3 separate regions of the Homo sapiens genome follow, and all the other regions are linked to region 2. A link is a contact called in ENCODE Hi-C or POLR2A ChIA-PET data. All regions are on one chromosome and are shown on one strand. The core of a region is the stretch at or near the end of the contact, and the rest is flanking DNA. Distances in the headings are between cores, read along the strand shown.

The links. A loop is a pair of places that touch in the nucleus more often than their neighbours do. ChIA-PET counts read pairs that join two places held with the same protein, here RNA polymerase II (POLR2A). Pooled maps may share reads with other maps.
Region 1: a loop to region 2 is called in a map of B cell, with 17 times the contacts of the local background. The contact joins the promoter of CAPN5 here to the promoter of ACER3 in region 2. A Hi-C loop is called at or near these places in 1 of 168 maps with a recorded cell type or tissue (B cell), 2 of 37 single-sample maps with no recorded cell type and 15 of 50 pooled maps. POLR2A ChIA-PET finds 5 or more read pairs at or near these places in 3 of 52 experiments (A673, Caco-2 and OCI-LY7).
Region 3: a pooled map shows a loop between it and region 2 (6-fold over the local background). The contact joins the enhancer-like site here to the promoter of ACER3 in region 2. A Hi-C loop is called at or near these places in 6 of 50 pooled maps. POLR2A ChIA-PET finds 5 or more read pairs at or near these places in 2 of 52 experiments (OCI-LY7 and Panc1).

What each region holds. Positions count from the first base shown.
Region 1 is chr11:77,064,720-77,068,982 of GRCh38, forward strand. It overlaps CAPN5 (calpain 5), which reads left to right and starts at 2,252. Exons shown (of 13, transcript NM_004055.5): 1 at 2,252-2,375. RefSeq lists an enhancer at 1,411-1,911 and a silencer at 1,768-2,457.
Region 2 is chr11:76,858,536-76,862,577 of GRCh38, forward strand. It overlaps ACER3 (alkaline ceramidase 3), which reads left to right and starts at 2,383. Exons shown (of 11, transcript NM_018367.7): 1 at 2,383-2,544. The coding sequence starts at 2,442. RefSeq lists silencers at 2,056-2,155, 2,196-2,455.
Region 3 is chr11:77,081,328-77,085,970 of GRCh38, forward strand. It overlaps CAPN5 (calpain 5), which reads left to right. Exons shown (of 13, transcript NM_004055.5): 2 at 3,525-3,724. The coding sequence starts at 3,560. Among named protein-coding and RNA genes, the nearest start is that of CAPN5, 17 kb to the left of the region's middle. Within about 2 kb of position 1,669, at least 22 of the 41 ENCODE cell types and tissues checked have a DNase peak (open chromatin) inside an H3K27ac peak, as active enhancers do.

The DNA of each region.
Region 1 (4,263 bases), core at 1,002-3,501, 210 kb after region 2:
GCCCAGATCACACAGCCAGTAACTGGCAGAGTGAGGACTGGAGCCCAGATCTACTTGGCTCTACCAAGTGCTGCTGTCTTCCTGACAATGACCCTTGGCCTCTGCCCTCCAGGAACTTTGGCCTTGCAGGGGAAACCTTGGCCCCACCAGCAACTCTGAGAGACGCAGCCTGAGAAGGGCCATAGGTGAGGGGTGGATGCTGAGCAAGGGAGCTTTGGGATGCTGCAGCACAGGGAGGAAGGAAGAGTCCTTCAGACGGCCACAGATCAGCACGGGCATGGTTTCAGGTGGGGAGAGTAGAGCCCCTGAAGTGACTTTTGAAGGGCTGGTGAAGCTGCTGCTCCCAGTACAGGGCATGGAATAAGGTTAGGGGAGATGGGGGAGTCAGATGGGGTGCAGTCTTAGAACACTCTTCTATGGGTGGCGGGTCTCAGCTGCATATGTGAAAGTCTTCTTTGGTTGGATAGGAGGCTCCTGAGGGGGCTGGGGCTACTCTTAAGGGAGAAGCATCTGGGTGGCCTGGGACAGAGGCAGGGAGGTTGGGGAGAAGCTAGAGAAGTCCAGGTGACTGAGAGTGAGGTGAGGCAGAGACTCCTCTTAGTGGAAATAAAGGAAAATCATGAGTCTTTTCAGGGGGAATTTCAGGCAGCTAGCTAGCTTTGAGAAGTAAATGAGCACCTTGACAAGCAAGAAGGTAATTGAAGCTTCAAACAAGGGCCACCCAAATAAGTTAGAGCCACAAGATGTCTGGTTCCCTATAGAAACTAAAGATAACATCTTGACCTATGTCCCTGAATTGTTTTTCACAGCTGTCACTTAGGCCTCAGATAAGGGGAAACTGAGGGCTGTTCTTTAAATTTCTTCCCAAGGGTTCTGTAAAGAGTCACACCCATAAGCCAATGCTTAACTCTCCTATCTGTGGACCCCAGGTTTTTAGACAGTCTTGCTTCCTAAGCCAATTGCAAATCACAGAATCTCTGAATCCACCTATGACCCTGCCTCAAAATGTCTCACCTTTTTGGGCCAAGCCAATGTATAGCTCCAGAGTATTTATTTATGACTTTGCCTATAACCTCTGTCTCCCCACCTTTAAAAAGCCTTACATGTAAACCATTGGGGAGTACGGGTCTTAAGCATTAGCCGACCTATTCTCCTTGCTTGGCACCCTGCAATAAATGCCTCCCTTTCTGCCGCTGCAAATCCTGGTGTCAGTGTTTGGCTTTGCTGCACTGGGTGGGCGGACCCAAGTTTGTTTCGGTAACACAAGAGGTTGACGAAATCATTAACTGAGACTTCGAAACAAATTGGAGGCGGAGAATGAACGGGCCTGAGACGCTCCACCAGCGAGTGGGCCGATGGGCTCATCAGATCAGATGGGCGTCTGTCCTGCTGCCTCAGGGCGGGGGGTGGTGGCACCCCTGAGCTCCTACTGTAGGCAAGAACTAGTCACTCCTAAACCTTCTCTATCGGATTCCCCAAGCGGCCTGGGGTGGGTAGAGATTATAGTCCCCGTTTTACAGATCAGGAAATGCAGGCTCCGTGCCATCCCAGGGCATTCCGGTAGCCAGTCACGGACAGAGAGTCAAACATGAGCCCGAGCCCGGGAGCCCATGGCAGCACGGGATTAAGTCCTCAACACGGGCCGGGGTCAGTTTTCCCATCTGACAGAGGCCCTCTGCTGCTCACAGGGGCCTGGGCTCCCACTTCTCCATCCGAACACTTGGGATGGATGTGAAGGTGGAGCCCGGAAAGGGAGGGGCGCCGCCCACCAAGTCCTGGTTCTGGCAGGCACCCTGGCCCTTGCGGGTCCTCGGTACTACACGCCGGCCCCAAGTCAGCCGCGGCCCCGGCCCGCCCTGTGGGGGCTGAACCCCAGCCCCGGCCCGATCCCTCACGGTGCAGCCAGCCCTTGGGAGGCTGCCCATGGGGATGCGCACCAACCGCAGACAGATAGGCTGGGAAGGAGAGAGAACGAGGGCCCGACCGAGCCGGTAGAGGCGGTGGGTGCCGCTAGGGGCCCCAAGTCCGCGTTCAACACAGGGGCTGGAATGAGACCGCTCCTCTGAGCGGCCGCCCACCGCACCAGTGCGCATGGGCGCACCCGGCCACCGGGCCGCCCACCCCGCCCCACGGGAGACCACGCCTCCGGCTCGCAACGGGCAAATGGGCGGAGGCCGCGGGCGGGGCGGGGCGGAGCCGGGCCCAGCTGGCCGAACCCGGGGAATGCGAGCGCCAGCCCCCGCCGCAGGCCAGTCCCAGCTGGATCTCCGGCCAGAGCCCGAGGCTGCTGCGCCGGGCGGCTGCAGCCTCCGCTCCAGCGCCCGCGCCGTGCCCTGCATCCCGGGAGCCCGGCTGGACCCGCGGCGGCTCGGCCGGTAGGAGGCGGGCGGAGGGAGGCGTGTGCTTCTGTGTGTGTGTGTGTGTGTGTTTCGGGGGGGTGTGTGCGGGTGCAGCGCGGGCCAGTGATTGCTCCGGGACCACGAATCAGTGGAGGGGGCTGCACCTCCCGCGGGCCCGGGGGGAAAGGAAGTGAGCGCTGGCTGGGGGGCGGGGTCCTGGAGCATCCGCCTGGGCCCCCTCGGCTCGTCCCCACCCCCACCCCCGGCGAGGAGTCTTTTTTTCACCTCCCTCTGGGTGTCTCCGAGTCGTTTTCCTAGTGCGGACGCGCTGGAAGCGCCTAACACCCGGGGCTAGACTGTCACTTCCTCTCATCTTCCTTACAGTTCCCCCCTTCTCTTCCCTGCTTAACCCCCCTTTCATCCCTGCAATCCACCAACCCCTTCTGGGTGCTCCACCACCCAGGCCTGGGGAAGGGGCAGGGCCGAGGCTCCTACTGCCCCAGCCTATCCGCTTCTTGGCACTACTCCCCAGGTTGAAAGGGGGCTTTTCTCCTTGACTGCAGGGCGGGCGCACGTGTGTGTGTGTGTGTGTGTGTGTGTGTGTGTGTGTGTTGCGGGAGTGTGGGGGAGTGGTCTGGGAGGGAATGGATCTTTGTTTCTCAGACCTCAGAGTTCCCACCTCTGTTCCTTTGCGTTGGGGGTCTCGGAAGACTGGCCTAGGGGACCAGAGGCGAAATAGGACAAAAGATCATTAACAGGTGCGACGTTCTCTCTCCCAGTCATTTCATGTGGTGGGATTCACCCCCAAGTTCCATACAGATCAGAAGAGTGGGGCACAGAGAAGCGAAGTCAGCTGCCCTCTCAGGATTGCTGAGCCAGAATTTGAACCCGGGTCCGCCTGGCTCTCATCCCAGAATCTTCTCCCTACACCTGTGGTTTAGAGAGAAAAGTACTGAGGGCGACTATCCCAGGACTCAGGGGAAAGAGAGATCTGGGCAGACTTCTTGGAAGAGAGGGGCTTACGGGTGAGGCTCAGCCAACTCAATGAGTCTGAGGCCTGCTGGGGGAACCACTGTGTTTTGCAAGGATTGACACCTCCCAGGGTCCTCGGGCTGGTCCTTGCTCCTGTCCCCAGGGTCTGGGGGTGGGGTGGTGTGGCTGCCTTTGCCTCCTGGGCAGGGTATGGTGGGCCCAGCTGCTGCTGCAGGCCAGGTCAGGCTAGTTGCCAGCACACAGAGGTGCTCAGGCGGGGTCTTTGCCCTGAGGAGCCTCTCTTCTGACAAGACAGGCAGTGGGTCCACAGATAAGGCCCTGTCCAGAGTTGTACCCAGTGCTGGGAGCACAAGACAGGGACTGATGGGTGCCCGGGAGCTGGGGATGAGTTCACTTGCAGATTCGTTGGGGCTGGGTCTTGAAATCCACCAAGCAGAAAAGAAAAGGCAGGTCATTGCAGCCCCAAGGAACAGCATGAGTAAAGGCCTGGCAGTGTGAAAATGAATGCTGGTGGGGTGGATTGCGGATTAGATAGGTCAGATGTGTGTCCAAGAAGGGCCACCTTTGGCTGCAGTAGTGGGTGGGCTTCCACTGAGGGCTATAAGGAGGAGGCCAAAGCAGGGAGAGGGCCCTCCCTTCTGCTCTCCTCTGCTCCCCACCCAGGGCTAGGCTTGGCAGGGGAGGAGGGACCCTGATAAAGTTTCCCAGAGCAGGGGTGCTGGGGGCAGGAGGTGCCCAGGGGCTAAGGGGCTACACAGGGTCCCAGTGCTGGGGGAAGGTAGGTGGGGCTGCCTCTGTGAGATGGGGACCACCATTGGGGGTGGAGCAGGTTGGGAGTAAGTTGACTGTTGGACAGGGTGGTTGTGAGATGCCTGTGGGTTTTTGTGGGTGACATCTGGGACACTGCTCCCAGGCCAGCACTGTCTCTGTC
Region 2 (4,042 bases), core at 1,133-3,632:
AAAGTGACTAGAAATAGATGTTTCCCCACACCTCAATGGCTTTTATCTCTCTGGAGACGGCCTTCTTGGATCTTTCATGTTTACCTCTGTGTGGTCCTAGCACCCAGGCAGCCAAACAGGGCCTGGTATATAGTAGAAGCTCAATGACATTCAAAATAAAAATTTCAGGCCAGGCAGGGTGTAACTCAGGCCTGTAATCCCAGGACTTTCGGAGGCCAAGGAGGGTGGATCACTCAAGGTCAGGAGTTCAAGACTGGCCTGGCCAACATGGTGAAATCTCGTCTCTATTAAAAATACAAAAATTAGCCAGGTGTGGTGGCAGCCTCCTGTAATCCCAGCTATGGGGATGAGGGGGTACTGAGGCACGATTCCCGGAAGGCAGAAGTTGCAGCGAGCCAAGATGGCACCACTGCACTCCAGCCTGGGCGACAGATCGAGATTCTGTCTCAAAAAAGAAAAATTTCAGAGAGGCTACTATTCGTATTAAAATACACTGCTTCCGGCCGGGTGCGATGGCTCACGCCTGTAATCCCAGCACTTTGGGAGGCCGAGGCGGGTGAATCACGAGGTCAAGAGATCGAGGCCAGCCTGGCCAACAAGGTGAAACCCTGTCTCTACTAAAAATACAAAAATTAGCTGGGCGTGGTGGTGCACACCTGTAGTCCCAGCTACTCTGGAGGCTGAGACAGGAGAATCGCTTAAACCCAGGGGGCGGAAGTTGCGGTGAGCTGAGATCATGCCAGTGCATTCCAGCCTGGCCGACAGAGCAAGACTGTCTCAAAAAAAAAAAAAAAAAAAAAAAAAGATACACTGCTTCCCTAGGTTTTGCACCTAGCAAATAAAAGTTCTGCATCTATTTCCTGCTAATTGGCTATGGTTATTTTGTAGAAAGGCTGTGGGCTCTTCATCTCTCCTTGTCCTCTCTTTTACCTTTGACTTGCACCACATCTGACTTATTTATTTAGAAAATAGCAGTTGTATCATCCTTCATTTTTACTCTTCATTTCTTACTGTGTATTCAGGCAGAGTCCTAATACTAAGACCATAAAGAAGGGAAAGCAAGGTCTCTGATCAGGATGTAGCACAGTAGGATGTGAACAAAGGGCAAGGAAGCTCTAGGGTGTAAACATCTGGGATGGCTTCAGAGAGCTGGATTTTAAAAGAAGAGTGGGGAGTTGGTCAAACGGAGAAGAGAGTTAGGCTGTCCCAGTTGAACTGTGGGAGCAAAGGCAGGTGACCCAGCGCATTCTAGGAGAGGGGAAAGTTTGAGTTTGGTGTAGCTGAACACTAGGGGCAAGGGTGGTTGCATCTGTTTTAGGAAGAGCTCTCTGGCAGACCTGTGGAGTACTAGACTTTTTATTTATTTATTTATTTATTTATTTATTTATTTATTTAGAGACAGGGTCTCGCTCTGTTCTCCCAGGCTGGATTGGCACAGTCTCAGCTCACTGCATGCAATCTCCACCGCGGGGGCTCAAGTGATCCTCCCACCTCAGCTTCTCAAGTAGCTGGGACCACACGTCTGAGCCACCGCGCCCAGCTAATTTTTGTATTTTTCGTAGACACGGGGTTTTGCCGTCTACGATACTCCCAGACGGGGGCTGGGAGTATTAGACTTGAAGTTGGAAGTAGGGGTAGGCTGTTGGTTGCCTGAAGAGCAGGGCACAATTATAGTTAGAACGTGGAAACCTCTGTGCTTGGAGGCCCAAACGAAGCAGGGAAACTTTGCTTTAGTGCTCTAGCTAGCAGCATTCTTTTTTTTTAGGATCTCAGAACCTACTTTTTTTTTTTCGGTCCTGGGTTGTTCACCCTTTCCCTTTGTACCGAAGAGACACTTACACCTTTATCAGAAAATCACGGTTTATTTCCTGAGAATCACGGGGATTGGTTGGGGGTACTCTGTTTTGGGGCTCCATTTGAGGCCTGTGGCTCAATGGAAGACATAGAGGCGCTTCGCCGCACAGGTTTAATCAAGCAAGGGCTTGATAGAAGTATTCATCCCACCCCCGCCCCGATTAAATCAAACCACACGCACACAAATAGAGGCTCTGGCACATCCTGACAGAATATAGCCTCTGGGATGTCAGGAACCCCCAACCTACGGCCATTGGCGTGTCTGCACCGGCCAGGAAGCCCAGGCCCCCGGCTCCTTCCTGGATCACGCCCCTGCCCCGCCCAAGGGTGAAGAGGGGCGGGGCCAGCCGGCGCCCTCCGAGTGGGCCTTACACCAGGTCGGGCCTGGCCCGGCCCCGCGGCCCAGCGGCGCCGGTGGGCGGGGCCTCCGTCAGGGCAGTGTCAGTAACGGCGCCAGGCCCCGCCCCTCGGGGAGGCAGGGCCGGGCGGGGCGCGAGCGAGCGCGCGGGCTGGGCCGGAGCCGGCCTGGTCGCCAGCCTAACCCGGCACAGTGAGCGGAGCGCCTGGGCGGCGGCGGCGGCGGCGTGATGGCTCCGGCCGCGGACCGAGAGGGCTACTGGGGCCCCACGACCTCCACGCTGGACTGGTGCGAGGAGAACTACTCCGTGACCTGGTACATCGCCGAGTTCTGTGAGTGTGGCCTGAGGAGGGGAGTGGGGGCGAGAGGGCACCGGGCTGAGGAGACGCCGTGTGAGGAAGGCAAAGAGCGAACCTGGCCGCGAAGGGAGGTGCCAGGCCTGGCCCCGGGAGCTGGAATGCGGCGCCCTGGGCCAGCGGGAGGCTGAGAGGAGCGGGCCGGGAGTCCAGTGTGTAGAGGGAGGAGTACCGGGGTCTGGGAGGGAGGAAGGGGGCCTGAGGATTGGGGGGGCAGAAGAGCAGTGGGAAGTGGGGAGCCCCTGCTGGACCTAAGGGGGAAAGCCTGAAGAGCCGGGTTGGGAATGGGAATTCCTGCCCGAGAGCGGAGTGGGGCCAGGCTGGGAGAGTGGAGGACCCTGCCCCTTGGAATGAGGGCCCAGGACACCTGCTCTGCTGTTGCCACCACCAGAAGGGTACAGTTCCTAGCTTCGTCTTTCCCCCAATCCGTGAGAATTCTACCGTCTTTCCCTTCCCTTTTCACTGGAATATTAGACCTCCTTGCTCACCTCCAGGGAACAGTTTCACTAGTCTGAGATCTGAACCATCCCACCCCTATCCCCCAGGATGTCTTCAAGTACCAGAGGTCATCTGCTCTCTGAGTATGATTATTCAACTGTCATCTTGCACCAGGAGTCGAAGGCATCTTGCACCTAGCCTGTACCTTCTGCCCCTGCCAGGCTCCCAAGAGCACAGAGGACCAAGTCCCTGCTCCATTCTGTCCTATCCAACTATCTAGGAGTTAGGGGTCATCTGAGGACACTACTTCCACCGACTGCACCTTCTGAGGATTTAAGCATTCTTCTTTAGCGGCTGCTCTGTCAGGCACTGCTGGTCAGGTTGGGCTTGTTCTGTGTGCCTATGTGGGTGTCTGTCTGTTTTCCTAGACGATTTTTCCTGCCAGGCTAGGAGAAATCTGCCACTTCTTTTTCTATCATTTAATCAGGTTTTGAGAGCACAATATTTGATCCTTCTTTTAGGTACCTGCTTCTGGCAAAGTGCAAAGACTATCCTTTGGCTAATGATTACTGCCTTCTTTTAGTTGGATCTACTTCTCAGGACGTGAAGTGAAACTCTTCTTAGCTAACCTTCTCATTGTTGAGTCCTGTTCTCAGGCATCTGTGCATGGCTTTGTAGGAAAGAGGCAAGCATATCATGACAAATGGTCCCACTTTATTCTGTTCTGGTAATTGGCTAAGTTTCAAAAAAAAAAAAAAAGAACACTTTTTGCAGTTTTCAGGACTTTAGTACTATTCTCTTATGACCATGATTTAGGCTAAGAGTCACTTTTCTTCAACTATTAAATTAATAATTTTTACATAATCATGGAGAAATATTGGCAAAGGGATCATTTGTAATACAATTACTTGGGAACCCACATGTTGGCAAAGGAAGCGCTTTACCAGTTTGTTGTTAGATCACTTTGGCAAGCCCATGCCTGGTCCAGAGAACCATGACCACGAGGAAAGAGATGTAAAACCATGCACTCTGCGCT
Region 3 (4,643 bases), core at 419-2,918, 220 kb after region 2:
CCTGTGTGGAGGCTTCCCTGCTTTCCTCTTGCTGGAACCTCTGAATGACACATACTTCATTTGGCCTTATGTCTGTTGGCTACACTAGACCAACTCCGACAGGAACCCCAAGTTGTGGTAGCCCCCCCATACCTGGCGGGGGTCTGGACACATCGTGGGTGAAGCCCAGATGTCGACTGCCTGAGACTGTCAGTCCTCAGGGCACAGAGCATGAAAGGATACAGAGTGCTGCTCTGCATGGTGGGGTCTTGTTTGTTCCTCACAGTGGCCCAGAGGCCCTGGCACATTGTCTCTTCCAGACAAGGACCATGCAGACCAGTGAGGTAATGCGGCCTGCTCAGGACAGCGGGGGCCTGGGTCGAGGCTCAGGAGCTGGAGGAGGGCTGGGCCGCAGCAGAATGTGCTAGGGCTACAGTCTGGATAGTGGGGATGTGGGCACCGGCTGGCACCCAGCTGTCAGGGAGGGGAGGAGAGGAGAGCCAGGCCTTCCCCAGGGTGAAGGGGTGGGCCCTGCTGCAGCAGACCTGAGTGCTGGCGTCTGTGATGTGGAAAGCTGATTCCCCTTGGGAGCCTCCGCCACTCTCTGAGCCTTTTTCTCTTCTTGAAGGAATTCCTCCTGCACTCACCTTTGTTGGTTCATGCAACATAACTCCTCAATCCCTGGAGCCCCACATTGGACCCTGGGATAGAGAGAGGAGCTGGACACAGCCCCTCCCCTGGAGGGGCACAGGGTAGGCTGGGGAGGCAGACAAGTCATGTGCAGATGGGATACAGTGTTAACAGGTGCTGTCCCAGGGGCACCAGGATGGCAGAGGAACAGTGTGTGCAGAGGCCCTGAGGGAACAGTCTTGTGGGAGCTGCGAGGAGCTCCGAGCCCCAGAGCTTCAGCCCAGGGTGGAGAATGGTGGGGATGAGACTGGCAGGAGGAGGGAAGAGGGCAGGCACACAGGGCAGCTGGGAAGCTCAGGTGGTCCTGAACCCCACCCAGGGGTCCTGCTCGGCCCAAACAGCTAAAAACACCAGGGAGACAGGAAGTGCTACGGGCCTAAGCTCAGGCTCAGAAAGAAAAGGCCTGGGTGGAGCAGCTTGCCTGCCTCCTGGTCTATCCGTGGCCTTCAGTGCTCTGCCTGGGGCTAGCAGAGGAGACCTGACCCTGTCGGGGTGTTGGCCCCATAGATACAGTGGGAGGTGACCTTGGGGCAGATGGAGGGTGCAGAGGGGCAGTCTGTGCAAGGGCCGGGGCCAGAAGAACCTCACATAAGTAGGCCAAGGTTAGCCTGGCAGGCAGGTGAGGCTGGAGGGATGGGGCAACGGTATCAGGCCCTCAGCCAGCCAGGCCTGGCCCTGTGCAGCCCCTGGCCCAGCCGAGCTCTCCCTTTATGGCCTCCACCTCCCTTCCATCCTCCCCAGGAGTGGACCCTCCCAGCAGCGTTGGCCCCTTCCTAGCCTGGAGAGCAGCCAGACCCTCTTTCTCCACCAGCCTGGCTGTGTGCCCTGGGCGAGCTTCCTCTCCCTCTCTGGACCCTCTAGGCTCAGAAACACTGGAATTGCAAGAGCTGATTTCTGGGCTCCTGCTTTCAGCTTCTCTGATCTAATTCTTGTAGCCTAAATTGCTTCCTGAACTGACCCTGCCGGAAACCCGTGGTGCTAATGCTGCTCCTCGGTGACTCTGCCAGAAGCCTGAAGCCCGGAAGCTGGCTCTGTGAGCTCCTCCCCTCTCTCCCTCAGACCTCCAAGGCAGGGAGAATGGGTGGGAGGGGGCAGGGCTGCTGGCCTCCGTGGGCAGAGGGGCAGCCAGAGAAGTTAAGTGGTTGGCCTGAGGTCACACAGCAGCACTCCAGCAGGCCCAGTATGGATATGGGGGCAGAAGGTGAAGTGGCTTGGGTGCAGAGCAGGGGACAACTGCTCTCAGCTCCCTTGGCAGGTGGGGGGACAATGGCCCCCTTGCCCTCCCTGCTGTCCATCTGTGCCCATGCTCACTGCCCGCGCTCGCCTCTTTCCTTTCCTGTCTCTCCCTTCCCTCTTTCCCTCCACATGAGGCCCCAGTGAGGCTCCAGCTCAGCCACGGTGTGTGGGGAGACCCTAAGTGAGAGCGGCAGGGTCATACAGCCAAGGCGGTGGCACTAAAGTCAGAGGATCTGGGTTCCCGTCCGGACACCAGGTTTCCAGGGGAGCTTGGGCAGGTCACCTCACCTCACTGAGCCGCAGTTGTATTTTGTGAAAGCTGGCAGCCGTGTGCCCACCGGCACTGTTGGCAGGCAGTACACATGCACCTCTGGCCAGGGAAATGGGGCGTCTCTTGGGACCACTGGGTGTCTTGGCCCCTTCCCCCTCACTCCTCTTCCCACTGGCATGCTTGGCGGGCTCCTCAGCCTTCAGTTAATGGGTTGACTCCTTCCAGGAGGTGCAGCAGCACTGTGTAATTCCCATCACTGAGATGAGAAAACGGGCTCAGAGAGTTCACATGACCAGTTCAACGTCACCCAGCAGGAGGGTGGTACCACTGGGGCTGGCACTCACACCAGTCTTGATCTCAGATATCACTCCCACAGCCAGCCTGCCTTGCCTTGGTTTCCCTCAGGGCTGGGCTGGAAATTGTGGCCTTTACCCCAAAAGGATTGCACTGTTACCCTGGGCAGGCCCCAGGAAGAGTAGATCGGGGACTGTGGAGCTGCACCGCAGCCCAGATGGAGTTTGAGGGATGGGGGCGTGGATCATAAATGGGGTGGTCACTCAGGTGCTTGGCCGTCCGAGCATCTCTCAGCGCACCTGATATGCAGGCCCTGCCAGCCGCTGTTCCTTGCCCTGCCCTGCCCTCCACTCCCAGAGGCCTTCCCTGACCATGTTGGTCCAGTCTGTGTCCCTTGCACTTGGTCAGCACATTGGTGCAAAGTTCAGGGTGCTTGGCTGGGCCCACCTGGGCCCCTGGGGAATGGAGGGAGGGTTAAGGAGCCATGGGCCTGCTCTCTACAGAATTAGAGACGCCTATTCCCAAGATGCTGTGAGGAAGGCAGCATGGTGCGGGGAGGACCGGAGAGAATGAATGAATGATGCTGAGAGGGGTACCTGGGGCAAGGTTTTCCCACACCAGGCAGAAATGTGCCACTCTCTAGAGGTGGGGAGGGAAACCCAGAGGCACACGCTGCTTTCCTGTGGGAGACACACCAGCCAGGGAGCTGGCAGGGCTGGCCACTGGTCTGATTCCGTCTGAGGAGGTGTAGGGAAGGCTGGTCAAACAAAGGAAGGCAGGGAGGTAGGTGCGGTGTGGGCCAGGCCTGAGCTCTGTGTGGCCTGTGGGCCTGGTATCGCCTCTGAGCTTCAGAAACGAGAGAATCCAGTCTATGGAGTCAGGCCGGTCGGTGTCTGTCCCACTCTGCTGTATACCAGCTGTGTGACCTTGGGTAGGCTCCACGCCTCGCTGAGCCTTCCGTGCCTGTGCCATGGGGCTGATGATGTCCGCTTCACAGGGCACATCAGGGACCCAGGGACTCTGTGAGTGACCGTCTTCTTGCCTTCCTGTCCAGGTGTTCCCCCTCCCCTCCCTGGGGCAGCAGCCACCATGTTCTCGTGTGTGAAGCCCTATGAGGACCAGAACTACTCAGCCCTGAGGCGGGACTGCCGGCGCAGGAAGGTGCTCTTCGAGGACCCCCTCTTCCCCGCCACTGACGACTCACTCTACTATAAGGGCACGCCGGGGCCCGCCGTCAGGTGGAAGCGACCCAAGGTCAGTGTCTGGTCCCAGCTGGAGCTGGGTGAGCGGGCCCAGGCCCACCCACAAGGCTGGGCCTGCAGGGACATCGGGGTGGTGGGAGGAGGCATCCCTGGCCCCAGGCTGCTGAGAAAGTGAGGGTGCTGAAACGGTGGGATTTGATCCGGATGGGGAGCTTGGAGAATGGGCTGTAATCCTGTGGCCACCACTGGATTGGTTGAGGCCCAGCCAGGCCTTCACCCTCTCAGGGCCTCCACTTCCTCACAGGAAAAATGGGGCAGTAACCTCAGCCCCGCTGAGGGTCATTTTTGGAATAAAAATGGGGTGATGTGGATATGACCATTTTTGATAAAATGTAGATTGACATCCAAATGTAAGGAATTTACTTTCCTGATTGTTATCATCATGATTTTGAAATAGTCATTTGTGGTAGAAATGAAAAGTATTTATTATGATGATTAATCAATAATAATAATAATTGTAAAAAGATAGTAGTACCTACCTCATAGAGTGGTTGTGAGAATTAAAAGAGGTAATGCATGCAAAATTCCACTCACAGCCTGGCAGCCAGTACGGGACCATGGATACTGATAATGATGAACAGGTGGCGTCTCTCCGACCACTCCTTTTGGTCCCTGAGGCTAGAGTGTGTTACACAGAAATGTTTGGCCTCCTGGTGTGATTTCATCCCCTTGAACCCCGATTCCTGGGTGTGAGGGTGGGCTGGGGAGGGGTTCGCTGCTTGTCTGTGGGTCCTGCAGAATGGGGTCCCTGGTGGCCTGGGTGGAGGGGAGGCTGCAGGAGGTTACTCTCCCTGGCCTCCAGGGCTGTGCTAGTGACACTGAGGGTCGTCCCCTCACAATGCGGGAGACCATGCTGCTGTCTCAAGGATGCTCCAGGCTGGGAGGAGGCTGTGACTCCCGCAGCCCAGTAA